Regions from separate parts of the Homo sapiens genome. Here all the other regions are linked to region 1. Evidence: read pairs that join two places in POLR2A ChIA-PET (ENCODE). Cell type or tissue: PC-9. All regions are shown on one strand. Links, peaks and the distances in the headings refer to the core of each region. The heading gives the core; the rest is flanking DNA.

What was found. Peaks named below come from ENCODE experiments on the same cell type or tissue, not always from the same donor. Only the 100,000 strongest peaks of a DNase experiment are listed, where the experiment ranks them.
Region 2: POLR2A ChIA-PET joins it to region 1 with 8 read pairs; 1 of 35 experiments calls an interaction of 5 or more read pairs at or near these places.
Region 3: POLR2A ChIA-PET joins it to region 1 with 6 read pairs; 8 of 35 experiments call an interaction of 5 or more read pairs at or near these places.

What each region holds. Positions count from the first base shown.
Region 1 is chr17:66,190,219-66,195,027 of GRCh38, forward strand. It overlaps CEP112 (centrosomal protein 112), which reads right to left and starts at 1,915. Exons shown (of 27, transcript NM_001199165.4): 1 at 1,779-1,915. In PC-9, for the core only: no CTCF peak of the experiment used is centred there; no DNase peak of the experiment used is centred there; H3K4me3 peaks cover 1,966 bases.
Region 2 is chr17:67,636,038-67,640,425 of GRCh38, forward strand. The region is part of intron 6 of PITPNC1 (phosphatidylinositol transfer protein cytoplasmic 1); the gene reads left to right. Among named protein-coding and RNA genes, the nearest start is that of NOL11, 80 kb to the right of the region's middle. RefSeq lists a silencer at 4,059-4,245. In PC-9, for the core only: no CTCF peak of the experiment used is centred there; DNase peaks (open chromatin) are centred at 2,014 and 2,524; H3K4me3 peaks cover 351 bases; H3K27ac peaks cover 2,558 bases.
Region 3 is chr17:66,240,665-66,245,052 of GRCh38, forward strand. No RefSeq gene overlaps it. Among named protein-coding and RNA genes, the nearest start is that of APOH, 13 kb to the left of the region's middle. In PC-9, for the core only: no CTCF peak of the experiment used is centred there; no DNase peak of the experiment used is centred there; H3K27ac peaks cover 382 bases.

The DNA.
Region 1 (4,809 bases), core at 345-4,344:
GAATCGCTTGAACCTGGGAGGCAGAGGTTGCAGTGAGCTGAAATCATGCCACTGCACTCCAGCCTGGGTGACAAGAGCAAAGCTCCGTCTCAAAAAAAAAAAAATTGAAAATGAAAAATAAATAATTTAAAAACAAATTACATCATATTCACAAATTGTATCTAAGTTCCAACTTATCAAAAGTTTCATACCATTTATCAGAATTGAAAATTTAAATTACTGGAATTGAAAAATAAGTAAAGCAACATCTTTGGCTTAGGCTTAGAGTAATTATAGTGTGCCTATCAGTTATATAAATTATTTCAAAGGTAACCCAGGTGACGGACGTTGCAGTGAGCGTGAGCTGAGTTTGCACCACTGCACTCCAGCCTGGGCCACAGAGCAAGACTGTCTCAAAAAAATAAATAATTCCAAAGGTAAAAAAGAAGTAAATTGGGTGACTCTTGCTTATAGCTACAATCTATATTTGGATCATGTCTTTTATTAAACTCACCCATGCTGCCTTTTTTTAAACTTCTTTTTGGACAGCTACAAAATGGGCTTACCTACCCTACAGTCAGCAAACATAACCAAACCACAAGTATTAAAAGGTCTGGGAAAAAAAGGAGTCACAACTGCCAAGCAAAGAATACACTTCATTCATATCACACTCCTTGCCAAACAAAACAAACGTTCTTGGAAGTTGTGTAAAACCCATTTTGTTCAATCAAATCATATTTTAAATATATTGTGGGTCATTAAAGAAAACTGGAAACGTCGACAAATTAAAAAGGATTAGAGGTGCACGTTTTCTCTGGCTTACACGTGTGGATGTTTTGACAAGAGCCTTCCCTGACTCTACCCGTAGCTCAGTGTGTGCTTTAGAAACAAATCTCAGTTTATTCTCTGGCCCGGCCCTACCATTTCCGCACCATTTCCATGGTCATTTCACAGAGGAAGAAGGAAGCTGAGGCTTAAGTGAGGTGAAGTCACTGACCTAGGTTCTTAGTGGACAGTGACAGCTGGGCCTGAACACTGCACAAATTATTAATACCATGCATTCCACTAAGCTGCAGCCTGACCACTGTGGAGAGGCTCATGGAATTTAATGTGCCTTTTCTATCTTATTTTGACTCATCTTAAAATATTAAAAACAAATAAAAGTAGCCGTGCAATGATCAGAAAAGCTGTTCACATTTACTTATGTCGTTCTCTTGAACACTTAAAAATAATTAACTCAGAAACACAGGGTAGCATCCTACATGCGGCGGTGCTGGGCTTGGGCCTCTCCAAGCGGCCTATGACTTTCTGCAAACCAACCAGCGCCCTGGTTCTGTCCCCGCAAATCCAGCTGATTGTTCTGAGACTCTTTTCTGGGACGGAATTGAAAACTCCAGCGGTGCCGTTCCTGGCAGTCCCTTCCTCGGCCCGCCGAGGCCCAGGCCCAGGCCGCGCTCCTACCTTGTCCAGGACACAGATTTCCTCTCCCAGTCGCAAACCCTTGGGTCAGACTCTTGGACCACGTCAGACCGATCAAACCGGCTGATCAAACTTTACTTAGAACTTTCCCAAGTCGTCCCGGCCTGGATCGCGCTCTGCCTGCCGGGGACACCACAGCGGGCAGCGCCGGGACCCCAGGGGCGCGCGCCCCCCAGGCCCGGAGAACGGGCCCAGGGCCTGAGGGCGACGCCCCTTCCCGAACGGGCCCGCAAGGGCGGGGCGGCAGCCACCGGCGCAAAATTCCACTCAAGAACCTGGTGGGAGGGGCGGGGGAAGGAAATTCAGAAAAAAACGAGAACCTGGCACCACCACACGCAAGCTTTCCGCTCGGCCGCTGCCGCCAACGCCGCCGCCACCGCCGCCCCTGCCAAACGGTTTCAAATCCTTGCGGGCCGCTGGGTCGCCGCCGCCCAGCAGCCCGGGGGCGGGGACTTTCGCGCTCGCATTTCCCCGCCCCCTACTCCACCCCTCTAGCCTGCGGTGCGGTTGCCATGGCGACGTTCCCGGCGGCGGCGACCACCGGCGCCCCAGGCTGGGGGCGGAGACTTCCGCGCGGGCATTTCTCCACCCACAGGTGGCGGCGTGCGCGCGGCCCCGTTGCCATGGCGACGCTCCTGCTGGCCCAGCAACCGCCAGACTCGCACCCCAGCTTGTGGGCCCCTTGGCGGGTCCCCAGTCGAAGCTTCCGGGATAACCCGACCACAGTTTGAATGCTGCTGCCCTCCCGCATCCCGCGCAGAGTCGCTTATGATCACCTTAGGGGCCGTGGCGAAAAAATAAGGGCACAGAAAATGGGGCGGCTGGAGGATGTTCACAAAAGGGGTGATCCGTTATGTGGACAGACATCAGAGTTGAATGGGTCTCAAGTGAAAATTTCCTCACTCTCTGATATATCAAAACCCAAGTCAAATTCTTCAAAAGGTTCTTTTTAAAACCTATCTCACTGGAAGTAAACACCAACAGCTAGCTCTTCCTTGTCTCAAAGACAAATCATGCTAAGGAAAATAAAGGGTACAGAATGCTTTTAAGAATGTTTAGTTTTCAAAAGCATACTTGAACATGTTTATAACTAGGGAATGATATATAATCCAGATAATTAGTACTGAGAATCAAGGATGCAAAATCAAGCATGCAATTGCAGGAATTTAACCAGTCAGTTAATACATTCAAGATAGATAAACTGGCCGGGCGGGGTGGCTCACGTCTGTAATCCCAGTACTTTGGGAGGCCAAGGTGGGCGGATCAGGAGGTCAGGAGATCGAGACCATCCGGGCTAACACGGTGAAACCCTGTCTCTCCTAAAAATACAAAAAATTAGCCAGGCGTGGTGGCACACGGCTGTAATCCCAGTTACTCGGGAGGCTGAGGCAGGAGAATTGCTTGAACCCGGGAAGCAAAGGTTGCAGTGAGCCGAGATTGCGCTACTGCACTCTAGCCTGGGCGACAGAGCGAGACTCAAAAAAAAAAAAAAAGATAAACTACCCTACTCCAGCCTCAGGAGGAGGAGGACATTGGTCAAAGGAAACAAAATTTAAGTTAGATTGGAGGAATAAGTCTAAGCGATCTATTTTACAACGTGGTGACCATAGTAAATGATAATGTATTGTGTTCTTGAAAATTGCTAAAAGAGTACATCTTAAGTGTTCTCATCACAAAATTAATAAGTATGTGAAGCAACGCTTATGTTAATTAGCTTGACTTAGTCATTTCACAATGTTGTGCATAATAAATATATGCAATTTTTAGAATCATAAACTGCATTGCTGAAAGAATATGAAATGAATTTGACAAATGGTGTCTAAATAAACATGAAAAGAAAAATAGAAGATAAATAAATAGAAGATAAATCAAAGAAAAAATGTAACAAGCTCAAGCTCATCTCAGAGGAAATAACTATAGCAGAAAAATATAACTGAAAATGAAAAATGTCTTTAAATATTTCCTCTACTTAGGTGAAAATAAGATGAGTAGATCTCCCTTCCCGCTTTTAAGAACAAGCTGATTGTCATTTTTTTCATTTATATATATCATTTTCATTTATATATTTTTCATTCATATATACACACACATGCAAATAAAAATATTAAGATATGCATAGAGAGTTTTATTATTTATGTTATATGTATATAACATGAAAGGGATACCAGCTTGAGCCTGAGCTGTGTTCACCTTAGAACTCAAGCCTACATGTCATGTTTAGACGACTGGTAGGCAAGTTTCACTTGGAAACTCCTTACCTGAGAACCAAGGAACCTCCTAGAAATTAAGTCATCCTGGCTGAGCATGGTGGCTCATGCCTGTAATCCCAGCACTTCGGGAGGCTGAGGCAGGTGGATCATGAGGTCAGGAGTTCAAGACCAGCCTGGCCAATATGGTGAAACCCCGTCTCTACTAAAAATACAAAAATTAGCAGGTGTGGTGGCAGACGCCTGTGATCCCAGCTACTCAGGAGGCTGAGGCAGGAGAACCGCTTGAACCCAGGAGGTGGAGGTTGCAGTGAGCCAAGATCACGCCACTGCACTCTAGCCTGGGTAACAGAGTGAGACTCTATCTCGAAAAAAAAAAGAAAAAGTAAGTCATCCTAAAGAGATCTGGTTCAATGGCAATATGCAAAATTGAAGGGGAAAGTGATGATGCATGAAGCAAAGTGTTGGCCGTGAGTTGCCCTTCATGTAGCATCTTCCTCTTTGTATAAGAGAGTGATTCCTAATCTTACAGTGTAAAGAACTTCCTTTGAGAATTTTCTTTTTTCTTTTTTTAGAGGCAGAGCCTGGCTCTGTCACCTAGGCTGGAGTGCAGTGGCATGATCATAGCTCACTACAGCCTCCAACTCCTGAGCTCAAGCAATCCTCCCACCTCAGCCTCCCAAGTAGCTCAGTCAGAGACAGAGCACTATGATAGGGTAGTTCCATCATACACAGAGCACCCATGTGACTCACCCTGGGGACCTCTACAAATATTTGGGAAGAAATTGCTGAACTCAGAGCCTATTCAGGAACCTCAAGGATGAAGCCAGGTAAATATTCTCTTGTCGGCCAGGCGTGGTGGCTCACGCCTGTAATCCCAGCACTTTGGGAGGCCGAGGCAGGCGGATCACGAGGTCAGGAGATCGAGACCCGCCTGGCTAACACGGTGAAACCCCATCTCTACTAAAAATACAAAAAAGAAAATTAGCAGGCGTGGTGGTGGGCGCCTGTAGTCCCAGCTACTTGGGAGGCTGAGGCAGGAGAATGGCATGAACCCGGGAGGCAGAGCTTGCAGTGAGTCAAGATCGTGCCACTGCACTCCAGCCTGGGCGACATAGCGAGACTCTGTCTCAAAAAAAAAAAT
Region 2 (4,388 bases), core at 389-4,388, 1.4 Mb after region 1:
CCTATAATCCCAGCACTTTGGGAGGCCGAGGCAGGTGAATCACAAGGTCAGGAGTTCAAGACCAGCCTGGCCAACATGGTGAAACCTCGTTTCTTCTAAAAATTCAAAAAATTAGCCGGCCATGGTGGTAGGTGCCTGTAATTCCATCTACTCGTGAGGCTGAGGCAGGAGAATCACTTGAACCCAGGAGGCCGAGATTGCGCTACTGCACTCCAGCCCAGGCGACAGTGCGAGACTCCGTTTCAAAAAAAAAAAAAAAAAAAAAAGCATTATCTGGCTCCAAATGTCCATAGTGCCAAGGCTGGGAAGCCTTGTTCTACAGGAAGAGGTGATTGAAGATGGATGGAACTCTGGATTCAGCTTTGACGCTCAGGGCCACCCCTGGCCCGCCCTGGAGTCTTACGGTTACTAAATGGATGCGGGAGAAGGGGCCCCATAGGGCTGAGCCCTGCACATTCATCATCCATTGTGTGACCTCCCAGGGGATCTGCTGGCATCTGGAACAGGTGGAATTCCTCCTCCGTGGACCTGGCAGCCGGACCACAAAGGGCTATAGGTACCACTGGGAGCCTGCAATAAAATCTTAGAAAAAGCATTCCCCCAGGGGCGACTCCCTCGTAACCCCAGCCCCATCACCTTCAACAGGCCAGAATACAGACTGCAGTCTGAACCCACCCAAAGGAAGAGGGGTGAGTTTCCTGGGCTGTTTTGGTGGTTGTGTCTACTGTAAACACACCAGGGACTGGGAATAAGAGGAACAACCGATTCAGAAGGCAAACCATTTCCAAACAAATGTCTAACTGGCACACTGTAGATAATTAACACCCTCCACCCCACCACAGGAGTTTCCTTCTAAAATGAAATCTGACCTTGTTCTTTGCTTGAAACCCCTCACTGGCCCTCCTTTAGAGTTCAGCTCACACAGGACTCCCCCTTTCTGAGTTTTCCTGGGCATGCCCCCACCACTGCTGGTCTGGAGGCAGCAAAGTTCTGGTCCGTGGCTTCTAGATCATGCTAGGTTATGCTAGCTCATCACTATGGCATGAGCTCTGCGAAGACAAGAGCTGGCTCTTTCCCAGCCGCTGCCACAGCACCAGTGCTTAGCAGGCGCTCACTCAATGGTTGCTGAATGAATGAGTGAAGGCAAGGGACTTTGCTTTTTTTCTTCCAGCAGTGACAATTTCAGAGCAACCGCTATCAAAGAAAATGAATTCGTTGCCATTAAGCAAGCAGTTGTGAATCAGAGTTCCTTTTTTTTTTTAATCGGAGGCATCCAGCTCCATGGGCCTTTTCTTCCCATCCATCTTTGTAAGTTGACGATGTCAGCGTCCTAAATAGAAACGCTCTTTATGTGAGGAAGCCGGATGCTGATGGGCCGAATCTGTTCCTGGATTTTTTTGATGCTGATGAACCCAGACCAGGGTTATCTGGGTTGCTCCTCTCCACTCAGCTACTGTTGCACACACACACGGCCATCCAGGCCAAAGGAGGGGATGAAAGCACTTTCCTTTCTTTTTCCATTTCTCCCTGGAAACCTTTGAGCCACACAATCAAGACTGCCTCTCTCATGAAGGTGACCAGAGCTTGGAGTTTTCCACTGGGTGCCCTCTGCCCGATGGCCCTCGTGCCATCGCCACTAACCGGGGACTCAGAAGCATGCTTTGGGGATTCAGGACCAGCTGATAGCCCAGCTCTGTGCTTTCCTTATTCTCATTTTTGCTGTGTTGCTGTTTCCTGTTAGGGCCTGAACTTCAGCTCTCAAAAACCTCTTAGCTTCAAGTTTGTTCTCATAGTCATTAATGGACTCTGCAGGGCAGTGCCGTATTGTGGGGTGGGGGTGGGGGAGGAATTAGTGTGATTTTTTTCAGGCAGAGAGAGCCCCTCCATTAGTCACACAGACCACTGAGACCCTGCCCGCCCATAAGAGTCATAAAGCTGTTTGCACCATGTCACATGTAAAATGACCATCATCAACACCAAAGCAGGAAAAGGGGTGAAGCCAAAAGCTGAGCAGGTTGGACTGGTTATGTGGCTGATACATAGTGTCTTGCCGCTGCCAAGATTTTCATCCCAGCTCCTTGATGCTCTGCCAAGATTTCAAGGTGAAGATCCCAGCGGAGGAATGAGGAACTCTGCACGATAAGTTGGAGCATGCCTGCAGAGGCCACAGGCAGTGCGGCCATACCCGCAAGGCTGAGTTGGCAGTTTTGGGGTGCAAGAACAAACCTCAACTTCTAGCCTGCAGGACTAGCCCAGGCTGGAGAATCTGAAAGCCATGCTGGGAGAGATCTAACCCAGAGGCCTTTGATATTGGCTTCTAGTCAAGTTCAAGTCCAGTACTTTCTCCTCCATTCACTGCAGTAGTTCCTGAGGTCTGGCTTCCATCATGAGATGGGGAGTGACCAAAGAAAATGGCATCTATACTGGCCTCCTGGGGGCTGCCACCTGCAGCAATCTCCCCTAGACACAAATGTGTAGGGCGCGTGCAGCTTCTCAATCTTCAGACATACCTCCAGGGCAAAGGAAGGGAAAGAAAAAGGAATGTCTTTCCTAGTCAAGGAAGTAGAAGTAGAGGGTTTTGTGTGTGTGTGCTTCCTTTTTTAAATCTTCATTGATTCATGTAATGAAAAGCAAAGGAGTCTCTAGCCCAGAGGTTCTCAACTACAGGCAAATTTGTCCCTCAGGGCCATCTGGCAATATCTGGAGACATTTTTGATTGATGAAAGTGGATACGGCATGTTATGAATCCAGTCGGTAGAGGTCAGGGAGGCTACTGAACATCCAAAATGGGCCAGGTGCAGTGGCTCACACCTGTAATCCCAGCACTTTGGGGGAGGCTGAGGCGGGAGGATCACTTGAGGCCAGGATTTCAAGAACAGCCGGAGCCACACAGCAAGACCCTATTTCTACAAAAAAAAAATAAAAATAAAAATAAATTCTCTGGGCATAGTAGCATGTGCCTATAGTCCTAGCTACTCAGGAAGCTGAGATGAGAGGATCACTTGAGCCCAGACGTTTGAGGCTGCAGTGAGCCATGATCATGCCACTGCACTCCAGCCTGGGAAACAGAGCGAGACCCTGTCTCTAAAAAAGAAAAGAAAAGAATCCAAACTGCACCACAACAGAGAATTATCCAGCTCCAAAATGTCAAGTATGCCAAGATCAATAAACCCTGACATGGACCAATCCAAGGAAAGAAAACTTAGTAAAACCTACTGGTATCAAGACTCATTAATGAATTCCTTTAGTTAGCATTTACTAAGCACCTACTGAGTGCCAGCTCCACACTAAGCATTGAGGGTACAAAAACAAGATTATGTCAGCCCTCAAAGGTCCTGTCTTCTACTGCCTTTTGAATTGATCATCTTGTTACAGATGAAGCAATTTCTCATCCCCTTTATTTTGGAGGATATAAAGGCCATCTTACTAGTGATAAATACAGCATAGTAAGTTGAATAGGGGAAATTTGCAATTGTTTGTACTCAGATAGCAACAAAGGAGAAAGAATAACATGAGGCTGTCCTAGAAGCATGGGCCCCTGACGTGGCATAATTAAATGTTTTTCAGACAGAATTTGATTTTGAACTTTCCCCTTAAGTTGGGTGACTAAGTCTCCAGGTCCCTGGGTCATAGCCTTCCTGGACCAAGAACTCCTTGGCAGCCAGTTCATTGGTCCCCACAGATCTAAATATCTGTTGAATTCTCTGTTAAGGGAGAGAGAACAGAACAAAAGGAGATACATCTAGCTTTTCCAATAACTGTCAAGGGTGAGAGATTAAATGTTGTTTGCTAAGGACCGGCCCTCAGAAAGGGAACAGAGAGATCAACTAAGTAAATATTGTCATATTTAGCTGTACCCTTCGGTACAAAGAGCTTCATCCAAATCACTCGGCTCCCTCAAATGAAAAATATTTTCATTCTGGTCTACATCTTGGCCTTTGAGGGTGGTAAAGATTTTCCGTTACCTCTAATGGCCAGATTTAACACAGCTGCCTCATGCCGGGGTACATCGTTAAGTTCACTTGGTTGTGCTGTTATTATCTTTTTTTTTTTCCCGTTTCCCTCAAGTCCATCTGTTTCTTTCTGAGAGTAACGCAGCTGTTTTGCAGTGGGTTCCAACTTACTGGGGCCTGCATGCTTCTTGGAAAATAAGAGGACTTGATGACATCACTGGGATGGGGAGAAGTCCCTGCTGCCAAAGGGGTCCCTGGTGGGAGCCTCTAAAACTGGAGGGAGAGGGAGGAAGCCTGCAAAGGAGACACAAGAGAAGGGTCCTCAGCAGCTGCCGCATCGCGGGCCCTGAGCCCTCTCCCCTTCCAGGGTCTGGATGATGCCAGTGCTGTTAGAAATTGAGAGAGAAGGCCAGGCACAGTGGTCCACACCTGTAA
Region 3 (4,388 bases), core at 389-4,388, 50 kb after region 1:
AAAAAATTAAAAAAAAAAAAACGAAGTACAGTATAAACCAAGTCCATAAAATGTCAGGAGCTCAGCTGACTAAACTAAATCCAAGATGTGATAAAGATCAGAAAAAATGCAAAGACAATAAAGTGTAGAAGTCAGGATGGAAAGAGGAAGGAAGAGTTATTGTATTTCACAAGGAAGATGATTCGTACATATGGAATTATACTTTTCTCATTATGAGAGTAATACAGTATCATTTAAATCAATCTGGAAAACAAACAGGAAATGACTAAAAATCCTATAATATCACCATTTAGGGTTATTTCTTTTCAGCATTTGTATATGTCATAATCAGAATTGGAATCATATTCGGTATATTGTTGTATATTTTATTTTCATATCATGAGCACTTTCCCAGATTATTATTTGTGTCTTCAAAGCTTGCTTTTTTCTTTAATGTCTACACAATCTTACATCATGTAGATGCTCTCTATTTTGACCATTTCTTTACTTTGGGATATTTGGGTGCTATCTTTCACCATTATGAATAAAGGTACAGTTAAGATTCTTTTTTTTTTTAAGTGAAAGTAAGTTTATTAGGAAAGTAAAGGAGTAAAAGAATGGCTTCCCCATAGGCAGAGCAACCAAGATTCTTTTACAAATTTTTTTTCATTGAAACAGAGTCTTGCTCTGTCACCCAGGCTGGAGTGCAGATGCAATGGTGCTATCTTATTCACTGCAACTTCCGCCTCCTGGGTTCAAGCTGTTCTCCTGTCTCAGCCTCCCAAGTAACTGGGATTACAGGTGCCCACCACCCATACCTGGCTAATTTTTTGTATTTTTACAAAAGCAGGGTTTCACCATGTTGGCCAGACTGGTCTCGGATTCCTGGCCTCAAGTGATCCGCCCACGTCAGCCTCCCAAAGTGCTGGGATTATAGGCATAAGCCACCTCACTCGGCCCTTTTATAAAATTTTTGAATAAATTGTTTCCTTAGGATAGAGTCCTAGATGTGGAATTACTTAAGCAAAGGGTAAAACATTTAAGAATCTTCAAACATACTGCCTAGTTGCCTTCCTGAAAGGTTAGCCCAATTTTTGTTCCGATTTACAAGGATGAAGTTTCTAAACCTAAGGTTGAAAGCTGACAAAGAGAGAGACCGATTATTTAATTGTTAGTTTTCTTCTGACTTATTGGTAGAGTTTGAATATTTGTGCCCCCAAATCTCATGCTGAAGTGTAATTCCCAGGGTTGAAGGTGTGACCTGGTGAGAGGTGAATGGATTATGGGCAGATTTCTCAGGAATGGAGTAGCACCATTTCCTTGGCACGTGTGAGTTGAGTCCTCATGAGATCTGGTTGTTTAAGTGTGTGGCACCTCCTCCCAGCTCCTTCTCTTGCTCCCTGCTCCCTCTTCACCTTCTACCATGAATAAAATTTCCTGGAGGCCTCTCCAGAAGCCCAGCAAATGCTGGCTGTGTAAACAGCCTGCAGAACCATAAGCCAATTAAAACTGTTTTCTCTGTAAATTTTCTAGTCTCAGATATTTCTTCACAGCAACCCAAGAACAGACTAAAACACCTATATAGCAAAAAAAAAAAAAAAAAAGAAAGAAAGAAAGAAATTACACTCACACTGAAAAATAAAAATGTATATCAGGAAGATGGAATAAAAGTCCAGCTAGAAAATAATACAAGAAACTAGCTGTCCAAAATGAATTTAGGGGCTAGAAACCCAGGAAAACATATTCCAAGTTGTTAAAACGTGTAATTGTGACCCTGGGAAGTTCACTATCAACAATATTTACAATATAGGATGGTAAGGAGGACAATCTAATAAAATGAAAATTGTATTTTAAAATTCATGTACAATTGGCTGGGTGAGGTGGCTCATGCCTGTAATCTCAGACCTTTGGGAGGCTGAGGCTGACAGATCATTTGAGCTCAAGAGTTTGAAACCATCCCGGGCAACATAGTGAAACCCCATCTCTACCAAAAATACAAAAATTAGCCACGCATGGTGGCACACGCTTGTAGTCCTAGCTACTCAGGAGGCTGAGGCAGGAGGATCACTTGAACTCAGAGGCAGAGGTTGCAGTCAGCTGAGATCACACAACTGCACTCCAGCCTGGGCAACAGAGCTAAAACCTGTCTCAATTAAAAAAAATACATGTACAACACTGTGATACTGTTAAGAATATATACCCACATACACAAACCTGCACATTCTGCACATGTACCCTGGAACTTAACATAAAGATTTTCTTTTTTTTGAGATGGGGTCTCTCTCTCTGTTGCCAGGCTGGAGTGCAGTGGTGCAATCTCGGCTCACTGCAACCTCAGCCTCTCCAGTTCAAGAGATTCTCCTGCCTCAGCCTCCCAAGTAGCTGGGACTACAGGTGTGTGCCACCACACCCAGCTAATTTTTGTATTTTTAGTAGAGATGGGGTTTCACCATGTTGGCCAGATGGTCTCCATCTCTTGACCTTGTGATCCGCTCAACTCAGCCTCCCAAAGTGCTGGGATTACAGGCGTGAGCCACCATGCCCGGCCTAAAAATTTTTTTAAAAAGAATATATCTAGAAAAAATGCTGGAAGTTAGTGTACCAAAATATTGAGTATTTGAGTTAGAAGGAGATTTTTTTTTCTTGTTTTCTCTGCTTCCAAATTTTATGTAATGTGTTTGTATTATTTCATGATGGGAGAAAAAAACATTTTCAAAAACGATGAACACAAAGATGCCTGAAGACACAGAAGGAAAAGCAATAGATTCTGACAGCCAAGCCTCAGTAAGTTTGACATAAATCCACAGCCCAATGGTATGAATTGTTAAACAAATGGTTTATGGGTATGTAGATGAATGTGAAATGATGACTGAAAAATAATATGAACTCTCTTCAAAACATTTGAAGGTTTCAACAAATTAAATCCAATTATGTTTTTTGACATTGTTATTAGGTTAGTAGAAAAGGGCAACACTTTAGCTACAATGTATATCCCTCTTTTAGTAAAGCATTTGATGAGTTATCTACTGGCATCCTTGGGAGTAAGATACCGAACTGTGGCTTGGGATATGGTACTTCTAAGTGATTTGACAGCTGCTTGTACAAACTGTATATGAAAAGTTCTGCTCAATAGCTATAACATGAAACACCCAAACTCCACAGAGGTTTATTAGCTGCCATAGGTCTAGATTATATGAAAGTAAAATGAGGACTTGGGGAATGATTCATTATTTTTTAAGAGAGTAGAGGCATGAATGTCTCCCACAAATATCATCTATTGCTTTTTGTTTTAAGCTTAAATCTTTTTTTTTTTTTTTTTTTCAGATGGAGTCTTGCTCTGTCGCCCAGGCTGGAGTGCAGTGACACGATCTCAGCTCACTGCAAACCTCCGCCTCCCAGATTAAAGCAATTCTCCTACCTCAGCCTCCTGAGTAGCTGGGATTACAGGCATGCCCTACCACACCTGGCTAATTTTTGTATTTTTAGTAGAGATGGGGTTTCACCATGTTGGTCAGGCTGGTCTCAAACTCCTGACCTTGTGATCCACCCACCTCGGCCTCCCAAAGTTCTGGGATTACAGGTGTGAGCCACTGCGCCCGGCCTTAAGCTTAAATCTTTATATATATTTATTTATATTTATTTTTGAAACAGGGTCTCACTCTGTCACCCAGGCTAGAATACAGTGGGATGATCTCCACTCTCTGTATCTTCAACTTCCCAAACTCAAGTGATCCTCAGCCTCTCAAGTAGCTGGGACTACAGGTGTAAGTCACCACACCCAACTAATTTTGGGTTTTGTTTTGTTTTCTTTTGTTTTTTGGTAGAAACTGCGTTTTGCCATGTTGCCCAGGCTGGTCTTGAACTCCTGGCCTCAAGCAATCTGCCGGCCTCAGCCTCCCAAAGTGCTGAGATTACAGGCTTGAGCCACCCCACCTGGCCTAAATCTTTAAGTTTAAAGTGAGTATGAACACCCACCGATGTTGATTCATACTGGCCTCTTCGAGAGGACCATGGATCTTAAGAAGCAGTCTTATGATATTGTGAAAGTAAAATATCTTCAGCCCCCAAAATCACTAAGGAAACCTCAAGCTGGAAACTGCTTAGGGCAAACTTGCCCCCCATTCTATTCAAAGTCACCCCTCTGCTCACTGAGATAGATGCATATCTGATTGCCTCCTTTGGAAAAACTAATCAGAAACTCAAAAGAATGTAACTTCTCTGCTTTGAGTCTTCCTGCCTTTGCTTCAAGTTGTCCCGCCTTTCCAGACCGAACCAATGTACTTCTTACATAAAGCAATTAATGTCTCATGTCTCCCTAAAATGTATAAAGCCAGGCTGTGCCCCGACCACCTTGGGCGCATGTCGTCAGGACTTCCTGAGGCTGTGTCACGGGCGCAGGCACATCCTCA